3 separate regions of the Homo sapiens genome follow, and regions 1 and 3 are each linked to region 2. Evidence: chromatin loops called from intact Hi-C (ENCODE). Cell type or tissue: endothelial cell of umbilical vein. All regions are shown on one strand. Each heading gives the region's core, and the rest is flanking DNA. Links, peaks and the distances in the headings are about the cores only. Region 1 has its middle 430 kb from the start of MAGEB5. Region 2 has its middle 230 kb from the start of MAGEB5. Region 3 has its middle 540 kb from the start of PPP4R3C.

Region 1 (6,306 bases), core at 680-5,679, 210 kb before region 2:
TAACACGGTGCTGGGATCCAGAAACCAGGGAGGGGAAACAGTCAGAGGATGCTCCCTGTCTTCTCCTCCACTCTGGGTCATTTGAAAAAGAAGGAGACTAAGAGAACATTTTCATTCTCACTTCTTTTTCTAGATGGGTAATAAATTATCCTCAGCTTGCACCCCTCTGGGGTGCACTCTGAAACACTGGAACTTCCTTAACCTCAAAACTATAGAGAAAAGCAACTCATTTTCTTTTGCACAAGGGCATGGCATTTTTACTAAATCTTTGCAAGCGTTGTAAGATCAACCCAACTCTTTTGGCAATCATATTGGGCAAGCCCTGGAAGAATAGTTTCCCAAAATTAAAAAACCAACTTTCAGTGGAACCATCTGAGGATCCCCCTTATTTGGGGACCCCTCAAGTTCTCTTCTCATTACAAGACCTGAGGTAAATAAAGGGAAACTTAAGCTGATTTTCTAAATACCCTGACAGGTATATGAAAGCTTTCCAAAATTTAACTCAGGTGTTTAACCTCATATGGAGGAATGTTATGCTGCTCCTAAACCAGACCCTCACTGCAGCAAAAAGCAGATAGTTCTGCAAGCCACAAATAATTTCGGAGATAAGCAATATATCTCCTATAATACACCAAAGGGAAGAAAGCAGATAGAGAAAGTGAAGAAATAGCAGAAACATCATTCACAATAGGGAGAGAAGCAATTCTGGTAAAATATCCAATTGAAACCCAATGACTCAGGAGATGAATGGAAAAGAAAGCACTTTTTCATATGGATTTTACAAGGCCTATGGAAAACCAGGGCCAAATCTCTCAATTACTCTAAACTCTCTATAATGGACCAAAAGCCAAATAAGAATCCTGTAGCCTTTATGGAAAGGCTAAGACAGGCACTAATAGCGTACACCTCCTTATCCCTTTATTCAGTTAAAAGACAACTCATCCTGAAGGACAAGTTTATTACACAGGCAGCTCTTGATGTTAAAAAGAAACTACAAAAGCAAACTATAAAACCAGATAGCACCTTAAAGAACCTCCTGAAGGTGGCCACTTTGGTCTTTTATAATAGGGACCAGAAGAAAGCCTAAAAGAAAGAATGCCCAGAAATTGTCATAATAGCTCTAAAAAAAAAAAAGGCCTGCAAGTTAACCCTAGGAAATAAATTAATAAATTAACTGTTTACAGCCCACATAATGTGGCAGGATCACTGTCCTCTAGGGGGAGCTCTTAGCTAGCAAACAGCTGGTAAAGCAAGAAGTACATAAGGCAGGATAAGCAGTAGTCACTCTCCCCAAACACAAGTGATCAATTAGCTAAGCTAATAACTCTTACAAAAGCACTTAAATTAAGCAAGGGAAAGATAACTAACATTTACACTAACTCCAAATATGCTTTCTTAGTTCTCCATGCTCATGCTGCCATTTTAAAGGAAAAACATTTTCTTACCACTAATGGATCTCCTGTAAAATATCACCAGAAAATTAGCAGGTTATTATACTCAGTTTTTCATCCACAAAAAGTAGCAAGGATACATTGTAAGGAACATCAAAAAGAAATAAATAAGGTAGCCAAAGAAAATAAGTTAGCTGATCAGGCAGCTAAGTCAAAGGCATGAAAGCTTCAAGGCATTAATGCACTTCAAGCCTCTTCTAATCTAAAAAGGCTCCATAAAAAAAAAAAAAATAAGCCTTGGTATTTCCCTGCAAAAATAAAATAGGCCACTTCTCAAGGGCATACTTTTCAGCCTCAGAATAGCTACAGTCAGGATGGCAAACTCTATTTGCCAGCCTCCAGCCAATAAAAAGTCCTTAAAATCCTTCACCAACCTTTTCACTTGGGAAAGGATAAAACTTATCAATGTGCTCAAAAGTTGTTTTCAGGCAGGAAACCTGTAAATTGGTTAAGCATGTAACCTCTCTAGCTCACTTCCAACAAGAATGAACACAATTAGCAGAAGCCCCACCCCCCAAAAGAAAACCACCTTTGTTTAACCCAGAAAATTTAGTATTAGTAAAAACTCTCATGTCTCTCCTTCCCTAAGCCAAGCTGGGTAGGGCCCTACACTGTTCTTCTTTCAACCTTCTCAGCAGTAAAAGTTACAGGAATCAACTCCTGAATACATCACACTCAAATCAAAGCCTGAAGAGCTGAGGGAGGAACCCCTGACAGCCCAGAGGAATGTCCTGAATATTAATGTAAAGAAATAGAAAATCTTAAGCTAAAAATCATAAAAAAAAATAAGTAACCGAGTAAGGGCTACTCATCTTACTCAGTCCCACCTTTACCTCAACAAATACTTTTTGTCATTTCTGCCCTTTCCTCTCAAAATTTGCCATCAAATATTAAAACTTCTTTTTAATGCATATTTGCAGGGAAATTTTAATTATACATGGGATTGCATTTGTAACTCTGTAAATCCCCAAAGAGAAATGTTATATCTTGCCAAATAAAATTTTAAACAAAAATTATTTACTATGCCACTATTGTGAAAATTGTTATAGTCACACTACTATTTGCAATAGAACTATACACTGTGGCACCCACAGTGTGGAATTCTGGTTATAAAATTCTAATTGCTATAATATTTTGCCTGATTGTCATCCTTATAACAGGATTAATAATTGCAGGAAAAATTTAGTCAAGGTTGTTTTGCTTATAGCAGGAGTAATAGTTACAAATAAGAAGTAAGCATTGAAGTTTTACCATCATTAAGTTTAATAGGACTTTTTACTAAAGATTGGTAATATAATGCACTCTAAGCTATGAAAAGAAAGTTATAAAGAAAGACATTTTATATGAGAAAGAATTTTGTATGGTAAATACTTGCCCTAAAAGGAAATGACTGGTTGTTTAAAGGAAGAATGTTTAGGACAAGTAAAAAAGTTTAAGTATGCTCTAAGAGAGTCTGTGAAAGTCATTAAAAAATAATAATTAAAGAAAAGGAATTGTCATAATTAACACTGAAGTTATTTTAGCCACCCAATGATGTATTTCTCCCAATCATAATCCAAGTTATAAAAATGGCCTAAAGCCTAAGGTTATTCTCTAATGGCAAGACAAGGGGGAAATGTATGCTTTTCTTTTCTTTTTTTTTTTTTTTTTTCCTTTTGAGACGGAGTCTCACTTTGTCACCCAGGCTGGAGTGCAGTGGTGCAATCTCGGCTCGCTGCAGCCTCCGCCTCCTGGGTTCAAGTGATTGTCCTGCTTCAGCCTCCTGAGTAACTGGAACTACAGGCGCACCACCACACCCGGCTAATTTTTGTATTTTTTAGTAGAGATGGGGTTCCACCATAGTGGCCAGGCTGGTCTCGAACTCCTGACCTCGTGATCTGCCCCCCCCCTCCCCCAGCCTCCCAAAGTGCTGGGATTACAGGCATGAGCCATGGCACCTGGCCCAAATGTATGCTTTTCACTAGAAAAAGTTATTTATATTAACGTTTCTTGTAATGTACAGCGACATCTAGTGGGAAGAAACCGGTATTGCAATCTATTGGTGTAACTAACGTGTCAAACTCTACTGTCAGTCATGGTCTATAGAACCCCCACTAGCTGTGGTAATCTTAATACTCATATTCTAACCCTATATTGTAAACCTTATAAAATTTATCTCTTTTTGCTTAAAAAAAATTAAACTCCAAATGGTGCTGCGAGCAAAACCACACATAAACATGCCATTCTTCCAAAAACCCTTAGATCAACCTCAAAGGAAGGACCAGCTGCTTTTCCCCCACACAATGACCCTTTTCAGCAGGTAGTAGCAAAAAAAATCATCGTCCAACACCCCTAGCAGCAGTTAGGTTTACTTCTCTTTGAGGGGGAATAATACAGGAGTTATTAAGAAGTTATTTTAAGCAGATAGTAAAGGTAAAGGTTCTTGGTGGAAATTTTCCTGTAATAAGAAACAACCCCCAAACCATCTCTTCTCTAACAGAAAAGATAGCTTAAAGGGCCAACTGGCCAGCTTTGATATGCAAATGCCGGCCATTAGAAACTGGGTTCACTCAATATGGTGATTCCTGCCATCTTCTCCTTGTCACCACCTGTGCCAAGTGTGATGGCCACCTCCAGATAACACCATGTGTTCAAAACATCATAGCGACACGCATTTGCATATTAAAGGGCTAAGGTGGGAGGGCCAGGTTTTTCATGGGCTACGTAAGTGCCACACCTGGTCAAACCAATCCCCTGGGCCCTATGCAAATCACACACCACCTCCTCTAGCCTTGCATATAACCAACCACTTTTCTGCCACACAGGGTGTTTTCTCTTTGTTCCAAACTCCCCCACCTTGTCTCTGTACAGGGGAGCTGTTCTCTTCTTTTTTCCTTCTTTCTTGCCTATTAAACTTTTCATTCCTGAAAACCATTCCACATGTGTTCATGTTGTTAATCCTATTGGCGTGAAACCAAAAACCCTGGTGTTCTTCCAGTCATCAAAGCTGTATCAATATGACCTCCAAGATTGAATCAGGAAGAAATTGAAAACTTGAACAAACCAATAATTAATTCTGAAATTGAATCAATAATAAACAGCCTACATGCCAGAAAAAGCCCTGGACCAGACAGATTTACAGCCAAATCCTAACAGATGTATAAAGAAAAGCTAGTACCAATCCTGTTAAAACTACTCCACAAAGTTGAAGAGTAGGAAGTCCTTCCTAACTCAATCGATGAAGCCAGCATCATGCTGATACCAAAATCTGACACAGATACAACAAAAGAAGAAAACTTCAGGCCAATAACCCTGATGAAGGTAGATGTGAAAGTCCTTCAACAAAATACTAGCAAACTGAATTGAGCAGCATGTCAGAAAGCTAATCCATGATCAAGTAGGCTTTATTTCTGGGATGCAAGGTTCATTCAACATACACACATTAATACATATGGTTCATCACATAAAGAGAAATAGAAGCAAAAACCACACGATCATCTCAGTAGATGCAGCAAAGACTACTGATAAAATTCAATATTCCTTCATGTTAAAAACTCACTACAAAGTAGACATTCAGGATCATACCTAAAAATAATAAGAACCATTTATGACAATAAATGGCAAAATCATACTGAATGGGCAAAAGCTGGAAGCATTCCCTTTGAAAAATGGAACAAGACAAGGATACCTGTTCATAACACTTCTATTCAACATAGCACTGGAAGTCCTAGCCAGAGCAATCAGGCAAGAAAAATAAATAAATATATCCAAATAAGATGTGAGGAAGTCAAACTATCTGTCTTTACAGACAATAGGATTTGATAAGTAGAAAATCCCATCATGTCTGCCCAAAATCTTCTAGATCTAAAAAAAACAACTTCAGCAAAGTTTCAGGATTAAAAAAAAATCAGTGTACAAAAATTAGTAGCATTTCCGTATACCAACAATGTCTAAGCTGAGGGCCAAATTAAGAATGAAATCCCATTCACAATAACCACAAAAAAATAGAATACTTAGGAATACAGCTAACCACATGAAAGATATTCACAATGAGACTTGCAAAACATTGCTGAAAAAAATCAGAGACAATACAAATGAATGAAAAAACATTTCATGGGCCAGGCGTGGTGGCTCATGCCTATAATCTTAGCACTTTGGGAGGCCGAGGTGGGTGGATCATCTGAGGTCAGGAGTTCAAGACCAGCTTGGCCAACATGGTGAAACCCCGTCTCTACTAAAAATACAAAAATTAGCCAGGCATGGTGGTGGGTGCCTATAATCCCAGCTACTCGGGAGGCTGAGGCAGGAGAATCGCTTGAACTCAGGGGGTGGAGGTTGCAGTGAGCTGAGATCATGCTACTTCACTCCAGCCTGGGTGAAAAAGTGAAACTCTATCTCAAAAAAAAAGAAAAGAAAAAACATTTCATCCTCATGGATAGGAAGAATCAATATTGTTAAAATGGCAGTAATGCCCATGGCAACTTACAGATTCAATGCTATTTCTATCAAAATACCAATGAAATTTTTCACAGAATTAGCAATAACTATTCTAAAATTCATTTGCAAAATAGCCAAAGCAATCCTAAGCAAAAAGAATGATGCCAGTGTCATCATACTACCTGACTTCTATAGTACAAAGCTACAATAACCAAAACAGCATGGTACTGGTGTGAAAACAGACGCATAGACCAATGGAACATGTTAAAGAACCAAAAAATAAAGCCATGCACCAACAATCATCTGATCTTCAACAAAATCAACAAAAACAAGCAAGGGGAAAGAAGTCACTATTCAATAACTTGTGCTGGGATACCTGGCTAGCCATATGCAGAAGATTGAAACTGGACCCTTTATTTTTATCATATACAGAAATCAA
Region 2 (5,000 bases), core at 1-5,000:
TGGAGTGCAATGGTGCAATCTCGGCTCACTGCAACCTCTGCCTCCTGGGTTCAAGTGATTCTCCTGCCTCAGCCTCCCCAGTAGCTGGGATTACAGGTGCATGCCACCACACCCAGCTAATTTTGTAGGATTGCTTGTTAAATTAAATAATAATGTTACTTTTCAAATTAACTAATTTATTAACCCCAGATTTCACTTTCTTCTTTTGTTTCAAATCTGGTTGAGTGCATACATTATTTATTCAGTAAGTTGATTTATATGCTAAAAACTATTCAGTAAGTTGATGCATATGCTAAAAACTATTATTTATTATGTCTTAATAATGGAAACATTATTTATTCAGTAAGTCGATTCATATGCTAAAAGCCCTAAGATGAAAGGTAGTATAAAACAGCCTTGTAGATGAGAATAATCATTTATCCTACAAATTTCCACTAGTTCTTTTGATACATCCCAGTTTCAGAGAAATAATATCAATAAATTTTTGTGATATCAGTAAAAGTCTGAACCTGTAAAGGATATTCATTTTTGTTTCATTTCTATGAAAATGTTTTTGCTACAAACTCAGTTTTGTGTACACATTACATTCTTTCAGATCCTCAGCAGAAATCATTCTGTGCCATTGCTATAAACTTGCAAATTTATTGTTCTTTATCATCAATATAGTAAATTTCAGAATAATTAAAAATTGGTTGGGGATAAAAAAACTGTTAGCCTTTCACTCTGTCAATTTACACATTACAAAAGTTATGATTAAGATTTTAGCATGTGGAAAGAGCTCTAGTAACTGTACTAACCATTAATTTATGTAATTTACGAGCTTGATTCAGCATTGAATTTAGTGACTATAAAGGGAAAATAAAGCTTCAGAGAAATATTGTAAATGGTCTGTTCATGGTCTGTATAAATCAGCCAGGTGTAAAGCATTATAAAAATTTAAACTTGTATAATGTAACTGGCTCTGTTATCTAAAAACATAATCATAAAATTGAATACATTGCTTGAACTCAAATATAAAATCCACTAAAATATTTATGATTTTTTGGGTAAATTGAGAAAGCAAATAACACAGCAATTTCTATAAATTTCACCATTAAAAGATACTATATTTTCAATTTAAATGCTTACTTTTACACAAGATATAATTTTGTTGCTTAAGCACAACTTTGCTGGATTTTAAATATCCTCATTGACTAATACTTTTTTAACACTAGAAACTTTGCCTTAAATCTTAAAATTATTTTATTTTAGTTCATCAATAGCATTATTATTGTTATTTAATATTTTAAACTATTTCTTTCCCAATAACTGATTTATACTTCAACTTATCATGTTTGATTATCTTGAAACAACAACTGCAAATAATTAGTATTCATAACCCTCAGCTAACAGTCAGGCAATAAAGACATTGAGGTTTCCATCAGAATTTAATTAAATTTAGCAAGTTATATCTTGGTGCTTCTCAGCATATAAAGAAAAGTTGACAAATATCATCTTAATTACTTCCTCTTTCTCCTCCATGATGGTTCAATAATTTGTTACAAAACCTCATTACCAAGTATCAGTCATTAATTTTGACATAAATTTATTAAAATGTGTATTGTTTTGTAATATTTTCTGTGTTATTGGTGCAGGAGAATGAGTGGGGCTAGGTACTCCTTGGTACCTCACTCCTTTGAAATTATATCATTTTCTTCTTTTGTAAAGTTATCTATATTTTTGTGTATGAGGCAACCCACATTTAATACACTGCCTTGACACCTGGCCTATGTTCTTCCAAAAACAAAACAAAATACTGTGCTTTACCAACAGATTGTAGTATCAATTTCATTAGACACATTCAGTTGACATCTGTGACATTGTGGAGAAAGAAAACAAAATTTTGTTCCGCAATGACATGTTAATAAGCCCTTAGTATTTCTTTTATATTTATGTAAAATAGACTTAAAATTGTCCACATCTAACTGAAGGCCAGGTCTTCAATGTTTAGTAGTGCAGCAGCTCCCTCTATAGGAGACTTGGAACTGTATGTTGCTGTGCTGATCCAGAGTAGCAAAGCAGGTTGTTGGGATTTTCTTTTTTTCCTAAGCATCTTAAGTGATCATTTTATTCAGCTATCTGTTGATTTGTTTTTCACCAATATATCTTTAATTTTCCTTTTAAAATAGAAGAAGGGAGGGAGGGAGAAAGAAATAGCAAAAGAGAATGAATAGTGTGTGTGCACCAATGGCAAAGCTTTTAAGAAAAAACATTCATATCTGTCATCCCTAAAAGAGAAATCTAAATAAAAAGTAGTGTCTGTGAAATGTAATTTTTGCCTTTCTAGTTTTCTTTTGTTAGTCAAAATTATATGCAAGTGTGCACTGACAACAGGCAAGCTATAACTTCATGTACATATATGTTCAGTTCAAAAGGCTATTCAGTAATGGTAGATACCAATGACTACAAATCTCTTATGAATGGATTTAGATGTCAGAATATTTTGGTAAATGTGACATACACATCTTAGATCAACTAAAAAATGAAATTGTGAATTAGAGGAAAGTTTAAATTAACACAAATAACTACTGTTAGACATATAATATTACATCCCCAGCTTACACATTTAAGAAACAAACTTTGATATTACTGGCAAGTTATCTTATTGGACACAATTAACAGACTAATTAGCATGTGTTTCTTATTTGACATTATGCCAATATAATATGGTTCTTCCTTTATAGAAGTCAGTTATTCTGAACTCTTGCATGGTGATTTTACTATCTCGATAAATAGCGCAGAAGCCCAGCTCAATTTGGTACAGCATAATTCAAAATATCGTTAATTTCCAATGACTGAGGTTCTAATGAATTGGGATTTTGTTGTAATAATATTATGCTGTGGTACTCACAGTAAGTTTACATTACCAGAAAATCAAAGTATTTTATAAAATAATACTGGTAACCTGAATTATGTATTCAGCTTCTTAATCCAACCTAAGTACTTTATGAATACCCATGCATGATATTATTTAGAATTACCTCAATTCAGATACCAATTACTTATTCTTTCATTATCTTAAGAAGTAAAGAGATGATGAGTTAGTCTCACCTCAGTTTGAGTATGTGGTTCGAATACAGTATGTATAAAAATGTAATATGCATGAATCAATGTCAATTTGCCTTGATAAGCCTGTGTCATGATCATTGGCTGCCCATTATTTGCAAACATTCATGGCAGTAATAAGATATGAAGAGAAAGTGTGTCATCTCTATGGTGGTTTACCCAATTTTTCTTCTTAAATGTGTATGTGTGTATGGATATGGATTAACAAATATTTCTTATTGTCAAACATGTTGATATCTCAAAAACCCTTCTGAATGGGCTTTTCTGTGAGAAACAATAAAATAACTCTTCAAATTATACCAGGTTATGCTGTATGAAACATTTCTACAAAGGTAACACTAGTGACAGAAGGGAATGGCCATGTTCCCCTGGCAGCAAAGGGTTATTACACATAGGAGCTCACCAGCAGAGTGGAATAATTTTGAAGTCACATGTCTCATCAAAAACACTTTTATTCAATAATACATTGATATATAACATGTTTTAATTTAAAATAAATATAAAATTATTTGCAATTAAGTTACTTGATTTTCTTCTCTTCATAGCTTTAAGTAGAATGGAATTGACAGAAGATGCGTCATACTTATCTTGAACTTTTTATCCATTTGGTACTCCCTGAGATATACCTTCAGACCTCCAATTTGAGAAGGATAGCCAAAATAAAATAAATAATTCTTCTATAAACCTCACATCTATGCCCTAATAAGGGGACTCATAAAGTAGATTAAAGCCTGTGATCAACTTTTAGAATGCCTTTCTGAAGTCCTCCATATTCTGCTCTTAGAAATTGTATATTCTGAAATATATAGTAAAGCTTTTGCCTCTAAATAGGAAGAAACTTGACCCAAATAGCTTACAGTATGATTCACAGTTTCTTATTACTTGCTATGTACTGCAGAAGGATAATCCTATATCATTCATGGAATCATTTACTCGTTTTTAAAAAGTAGGGGCAGGGGATAAAGTATTCTATTAAACTGTCTCTTTTGTGGAAAAACAATGACAAAAAGTTCTCCTAACAGACCTTTTCAGAAAACTCTTAACCAAGAATATCATGTTGGTCCAAAGCAATGTGACCATTTAGATAATTCTATCTTCACCATGTACACCAGCCAGTTCTTCAGGAGCATATACAGATCATGTGGATGTTTCAGCATTGGAAGAGACAGTCAAAATCAATCTTAAAGCAAATACTGAGAGTGCTGATATTAATGAAAATATCAAGTTAATCAGATATTCCTAAGGTTTATTATAACCTTTCAGTGTTACAATAAGAATTACATCACTTTGCTAACACTCCATCACCAGTCACATAGCCATTATTTGGGCGCTTTAAGTCTGTTCCTCACCTAAGCTAAATGGCACAAATAAAAGAAAGACGATAGAGTTGTAGGAAATGAAGACTCTGAGAACTCTTCTGCAGCAAGAAAGGGAGGATGATTTTCTTCAACCACATTGAGATATAGATGGCCATATCCTTAGAATTGCAAACTTAGAGTAAGATGGATGACATGGAAACTTTTCACATTCTCTCAGAACAGACTGTTTTTAACCAAGATTTTTAGTCAAGTAAACATGAAACAAATTAAATACCCGAAGAAAGCAATTAAATAAAACACATGTAAATAAACCGGGCAGTAACTTGGATTTAAAACCAATGAAAAGCTAAGTATCCATTCCCCAAAGCCTGCAGTTACACAGATGGGGATAATAGTGGGAAAGGAAATAAGTATGGAGTGAAGCAATTTGAACATATGGCATTCTTAAAAGTTCATATGAATTAGAGAGCAGGGAGCATTTGGGCTGTAAAGGAGGCTAACAGATCACCAACATAATTGGCTGGCTAATGGGGTATCTTTGAACAAAGGAACTGTGATCATTATACCTACAGGATG
Region 3 (5,000 bases), core at 1-5,000, 480 kb before region 2:
AAATCAATAAATGTTTATTTTCTAAAATATTTTCAATTTTTCATAAGTTTGCCTATATATGGGCATATAATTCATTTTATTATCTTATACATTTTAAAACACCTACTCTATGGTTTGCAAATATTTTATCTCATTCTGTAGGTGGTCTTTTCACTGGTGATTGTTTCCACTGTTGTACAGAAGCTTTTTAGCTTTTTAGTTTGACGCAATCCCATTTGTCTATTTTTTTAAATTTTTTAATTTTTTATTTTTTGCTGGTGCTTTTGGTGTCATATTCAAAAAATATTTGCCAAGACCAATGTCAAGAAGTTTTACCTATGTTTTCTTTTAGTAGGCTTATAATTTCTGGTCTTATATTTAAGTTTTTAATCCATTTTGAGTTGATTTTTGTATATGGGGTGAGATAAAGATCTAATTTCATTCTTCTGCTTGTGGATATCCACTTAACCAACACCATTTAATTGAAGAGACTCTCTTTTTTCCATTGTGTGTTCTCGGCCCTTTTGTAAAAAGATCAGGTAACTGTCAACTCATGGATTTATTTCTGGGCTCTTTACTCTGTTTCTTTGATGTATAAGTCTGTTTTGACGCCAGTCTCTGCTGTTTTGATTACTATACCTTTGTAGTACATTTTGAGAACAGCAAGTGCAATGCCTCCAGCTTAGTCACTTTTGTTCAATATTGCTTTGGCTATTCAGGGTCGTTTGTGGTTTCGTACAAATTTTAGGATTTTTTCCACTTCTGGGAAAAATGTAATTGGAATTTTTATAGGGATTGCATTGCATTGAATCTGTAGATCACTTTGGGTAGTATGGACATTTTAACAATATTAATTACTCCACTCCAGGAACACAAAATATCCTTCCATTTATTTGTATCTTCTTCAATTCCTTTCATCAATGTTTTATGGTTTTCAATATACACATCTTTTACCTTCTTGGTTAAATTTATGGCTAAGTATTTTATATTTTTGTAGCTATTTTAAATGGGATAATTTTCTTGATTTGTTTTTTGGAGAGTTTGTTGTTATTGCATATAAACACTACTGATATTTGTACATTACTTTTGTATCTCAAAACTTTATTGAATTCATTTATTATTTCCAACAATTATATATATATATATATATATATATATATATATAATCATTTTGTCTGTAAACAGAAACAATTTAACTCCCTTATCTATGAGTTGGATGTTTTTTATTGTTTCTCTTTCCTAATCACTTTGGCTAGGATTTCCATTATTATGTTGAATAGAAACGGCAAGATTGGGCATGCTTATACTGTGCCTGATCTTAGAGGAAAAGCTTTAACTTTTCACCATTGCATATTATGTTATGTGGGCTTGTGATACACGACCTTTATGGTGTTGAGGTACATTGCTTCTATAACTAATTTGTTGAGAGTTTTTATCATAAAAAATGTTGAATTTTGTCAAATGCATTTCTACATCTATTGAGATGATCATATGGTTTTTGTTCTTCATTCTGTTAATGGGGTGTATCACATTTATTGATTTGCATATGGTGATCCATTCTTGAATCCCACCTGATCATAGTGAACCATCCTTTTAATGTGCCATTGAATTCAGTTTGCTACATCTGGTAGGGGTTAATATCCAAAATCTATAAGGAACTTAAACAAATCAATAGCAAGAAAATAAATAACAGAATTAAAAATGGACAAAAGACTTAGATATTTCTTAAAAGAAGACATACAAATGGCCAATGCAGATATGAAAAAATTCTCAACATCACTAACCATCAGGGAAATGTAAATTAAAACCGCAATGAGATATCACCTCATACGTATTAGAGTGTATTTTATCAAAAAAGCAAAAGATAATAAGTGTTGGTGGAGACGTGGAGAAAAGAAAACACTTGTTCACTATTGGTGGGAATGTAAATGGGTAAAGTCGTTATAAAAAAACAGCATGGAGGTTCCCCAGAAAATTAAAAATATGATCCAGCAACCTCATTGCTGGGTATATATCCAAAAGAAGTGAAACCAGTGTTTTGATGCGTTATCTGCATTCCCATGTTCATTGCAGCACATTCACAGTAACAAAGATATGGAATCATGTGTGGTGGTTTTCTCAAATGCTGCTTGCCTTAGCAATGTGTTGGGCATATGAGCCAATACACTATGCCCTGCGTGACTGGGAATGCAGCGGTCTCAGGAAGCTTATCTCATGCACTAACCCTGTGCTCTTCGGACAGCAGGGATTTTTATTCAGTGATGCAGCAGTCTCCATTCCAGTAGGTGGCGCTTAAGAGTAACATTTGGTAGCCCTTTGATAAGTGGAGGCAACCCATCCTGATGGGGGCAGGCAGGGAGAGTTGTGTTGGGATGTACTGAGGTCTTGGGGGAAGAAGTTGGGGGGTTACATCTGTCTCTAGTCCTGGGCAGGGAGGAATGTGATTTGCTTCCCTGTTGTGCCCCTGTCACAGAGCTCATGACCTTCAGTTCATATAGACAGTGTCCTTTGACTCTGGCCACAGTGTTACTGAGGTCAGAGAAAATATTCTGGCAGAAGAATATTTTGAAATGACCCCAGGACTGAAATGACCCCAGGACAATGCTTCTTCTTCCAGTCCAGACCAGGCTTCATGGCTTGACTGCCTTCTGTTGCTGCGATGCTGCTCCTCTATGTACGGAGGGGGAGATTGGGCCCTGCCCATCATGCATGCCAGTGGGGTACAAGCTCACTTTCAACGGGGGTGCAGTTTCTGTGAATAGCACTGGAAAGGCTGTCTTCAAGTGCATTCGTGACAGTCTGCAGTGGAGAAAGCCTCTGCTGCATCTGGAACAGTGGACAAGGGGAATGGGAGATGACACCCCCCCACCCACCCCCCTCCACACACACACATCTATTCCTGGTCATTGGTGCTGCCTCCTTCAGAGATCCGCACTGGACCCATGTTTCCTTTGTCACAAGGGGTGCTTTTGTGGGCTATGCTCCCCACTCCCTTAAGGGTGGCCTGTGTGGAAGGTTACATCTCCAGGGATTCTGCAATTCCTCATGGTTCCACCAGTCCCCGTGGTTGCCAAGTCAGAGCAGGTTCTTGGGTACATTTGCAGGGAATCTGGCGATGCAGTGACACAAAGGATGAGGTTCCCTGAGCAGGACAGTGGCCCACAATAGGGGCACAACCAGTATGGTTTCTGCCATCTCAGTTTGGACCTGAGAGGAATGCAAGCACATCTGTATAAGAAGGCCACCTGGGGCTCTATTCCCAGGAAGTTCCCAAATTGCCACTGACAGCATTGCAGGGGTTAATGAGGGCAGAGGTGCTCCCCAATAATTTGTCAGTCAGCAGTTTGTCACAGGAATGAGTGGAGCAAAGAAACAGCACACTTACTCCCTCTGTGGGACTTCAAATTCCTCGGAGGTCAATCTCTGCCAGACTCTTGCTACCTTCCTTTTCTGTGTCCCAGCTTTTTCCTGTGGGCTCTGCAACAGTCCCGGCTCTCTTCCTTTAGCTTTCTGTTCACATCATGACCATTCAGTTGTAACTTTGATCTTTCTGAGAACTGGCATCTGATGTTTCCAGTCAGTCATCTTGAGAAAATAAGATCAGTCTCGCAAAAGAAAAACATCTTACCATTTGTAATAACATGGATGACCAAGGAAGACATTATGCTAAGTGAAATAAGCCAGGCACAGAAAAACTTAATTTTACCGTCAAGAATAATGGTTACTTATATGAAGCAATTTAATGAATTTAAATAACTACTAAACAAATGAGAATGCAAGATTCCAAAGTTAGCTAATTTATTTACATTCTCTCCTTCTTGAAAGACGATAAAATCATGCTGAGTTTGAACCGGCAGTCTCATGAACTCATCAGCTTCTTCACTAGATTACTGGATAGCTTGACTCAGTCCATGGTATGTTGTCAATATTATCTTAACAATTCCTCAGAAGTCTGTGCCCCATACTGCCTGGCATAGACCTTTTCCTGGGTCTCTGAGACAGTCCCTTCTTGTTGAAGACAAAGTACTCCGGTTTATAACCAAAGTACTCTGGCTAAGCACGTTAAGGGAAGCATTAGAGTGAAACAAAACTACCTGTGAATGGCAAAGAGAAAATAGCCATGGTTAATGATATAATGAGTTCAACAAAAATATTCCAATTGACATGGAAATTTGGTTGCTTCTGTGGCATACAACATAAAAAAAAAGTGAAGTTGACCAATAACACTACACTGTTGTCTTATATCAGGCAAAACTATAGCACGATATATCATAGACAGCATGAACATTGACAAATCTCAAATAACTTCATACAATTTGTCAAATATTTATATTAGTAACATTTTATTCATACAAATTTAAACTAGGAAAGGTCAGGCATTTCTTCTGATTTGACAATACTTCCTATGTAACTCATAACATTTCAATAATTTGATATATTATTCTAGCCCCTCTCTTTTAACAAGATGAAAGAGCCTTTGTAATTTTCCAGGAATCCCCCAGGAAATCTCAAAGCTTGAGATCAGGAAGATATTATTTAGGATTTGATTTCTGGAAGACAAAATATCAAAAGTTGTCAGGAGATTTCAACAGTTGATCAAATAAAATCATGGGTTGCTGAAAAACAATATTTGGCTTCTTATTTAATCAAATGACTATACAAAATTTCAGAAGTAAATATAGGAGGTAATATGACTTTATAAAACCTTATTAGCTTTTAAAATTGACAAGACTCTGTTCTCCTAAATAATCAAGGGCATAGTAAAGTCAACATAAAGCAGGGGAAATAATTCTGATAATAAAAGATCTTTAATTTCTAGACAGATTATTCTGAAGGTAAAGAAGAAATCTATTTTTTTCATAACCTCTCATTAAGAACAGACTAATAGTCCAAGTAAATTCTGTTATTTTAACAGAGAGTAAACCAAATTCTAATTTTGGACCATATCATATTTGACACTAAGTCTTTTTTTAATCTTAAAAATAAACCCATATAATCATAGTTATCTTTGACCACAACAA

Evidence for each region. A loop is a pair of places that touch in the nucleus more often than their neighbours do. Peaks named below come from ENCODE experiments on the same cell type or tissue, not always from the same donor. Only the 100,000 strongest peaks of a DNase experiment are listed, where the experiment ranks them.
Region 1: it touches region 2 in a loop (6-fold over the local background); 4 of 110 quality-filtered maps call a loop at or near these places.
Region 3: a loop joins it to region 2, with 10 times the contacts of the local background. A loop is called at or near these places in 2 of 110 quality-filtered maps.

Annotation. Positions count from the first base shown.
Region 1 is chrX:26,646,894-26,653,199 of GRCh38, reverse strand. No RefSeq gene overlaps it. Among named protein-coding and RNA genes, the nearest start is that of MAGEB5, 430 kb to the right of the region's middle. In endothelial cell of umbilical vein, for the core only: CTCF peaks have their summits at 1,195 (motif pointing right) and 3,470 (motif pointing left); no DNase peak of the experiment used is centred there.
Region 2 is chrX:26,439,551-26,444,550 of GRCh38, reverse strand. No RefSeq gene overlaps it. Among named protein-coding and RNA genes, the nearest start is that of MAGEB5, 230 kb to the right of the region's middle. In endothelial cell of umbilical vein, for the core only: no CTCF peak of the experiment used is centred there; a DNase peak (open chromatin) is centred at 1,990.
Region 3 is chrX:26,916,057-26,921,056 of GRCh38, reverse strand. No RefSeq gene overlaps it. Among named protein-coding and RNA genes, the nearest start is that of PPP4R3C, 540 kb to the left of the region's middle. In endothelial cell of umbilical vein, for the core only: CTCF peaks have their summits at 2,045 and 2,246 (motif pointing right); no DNase peak of the experiment used is centred there; H3K27ac peaks cover 689 bases.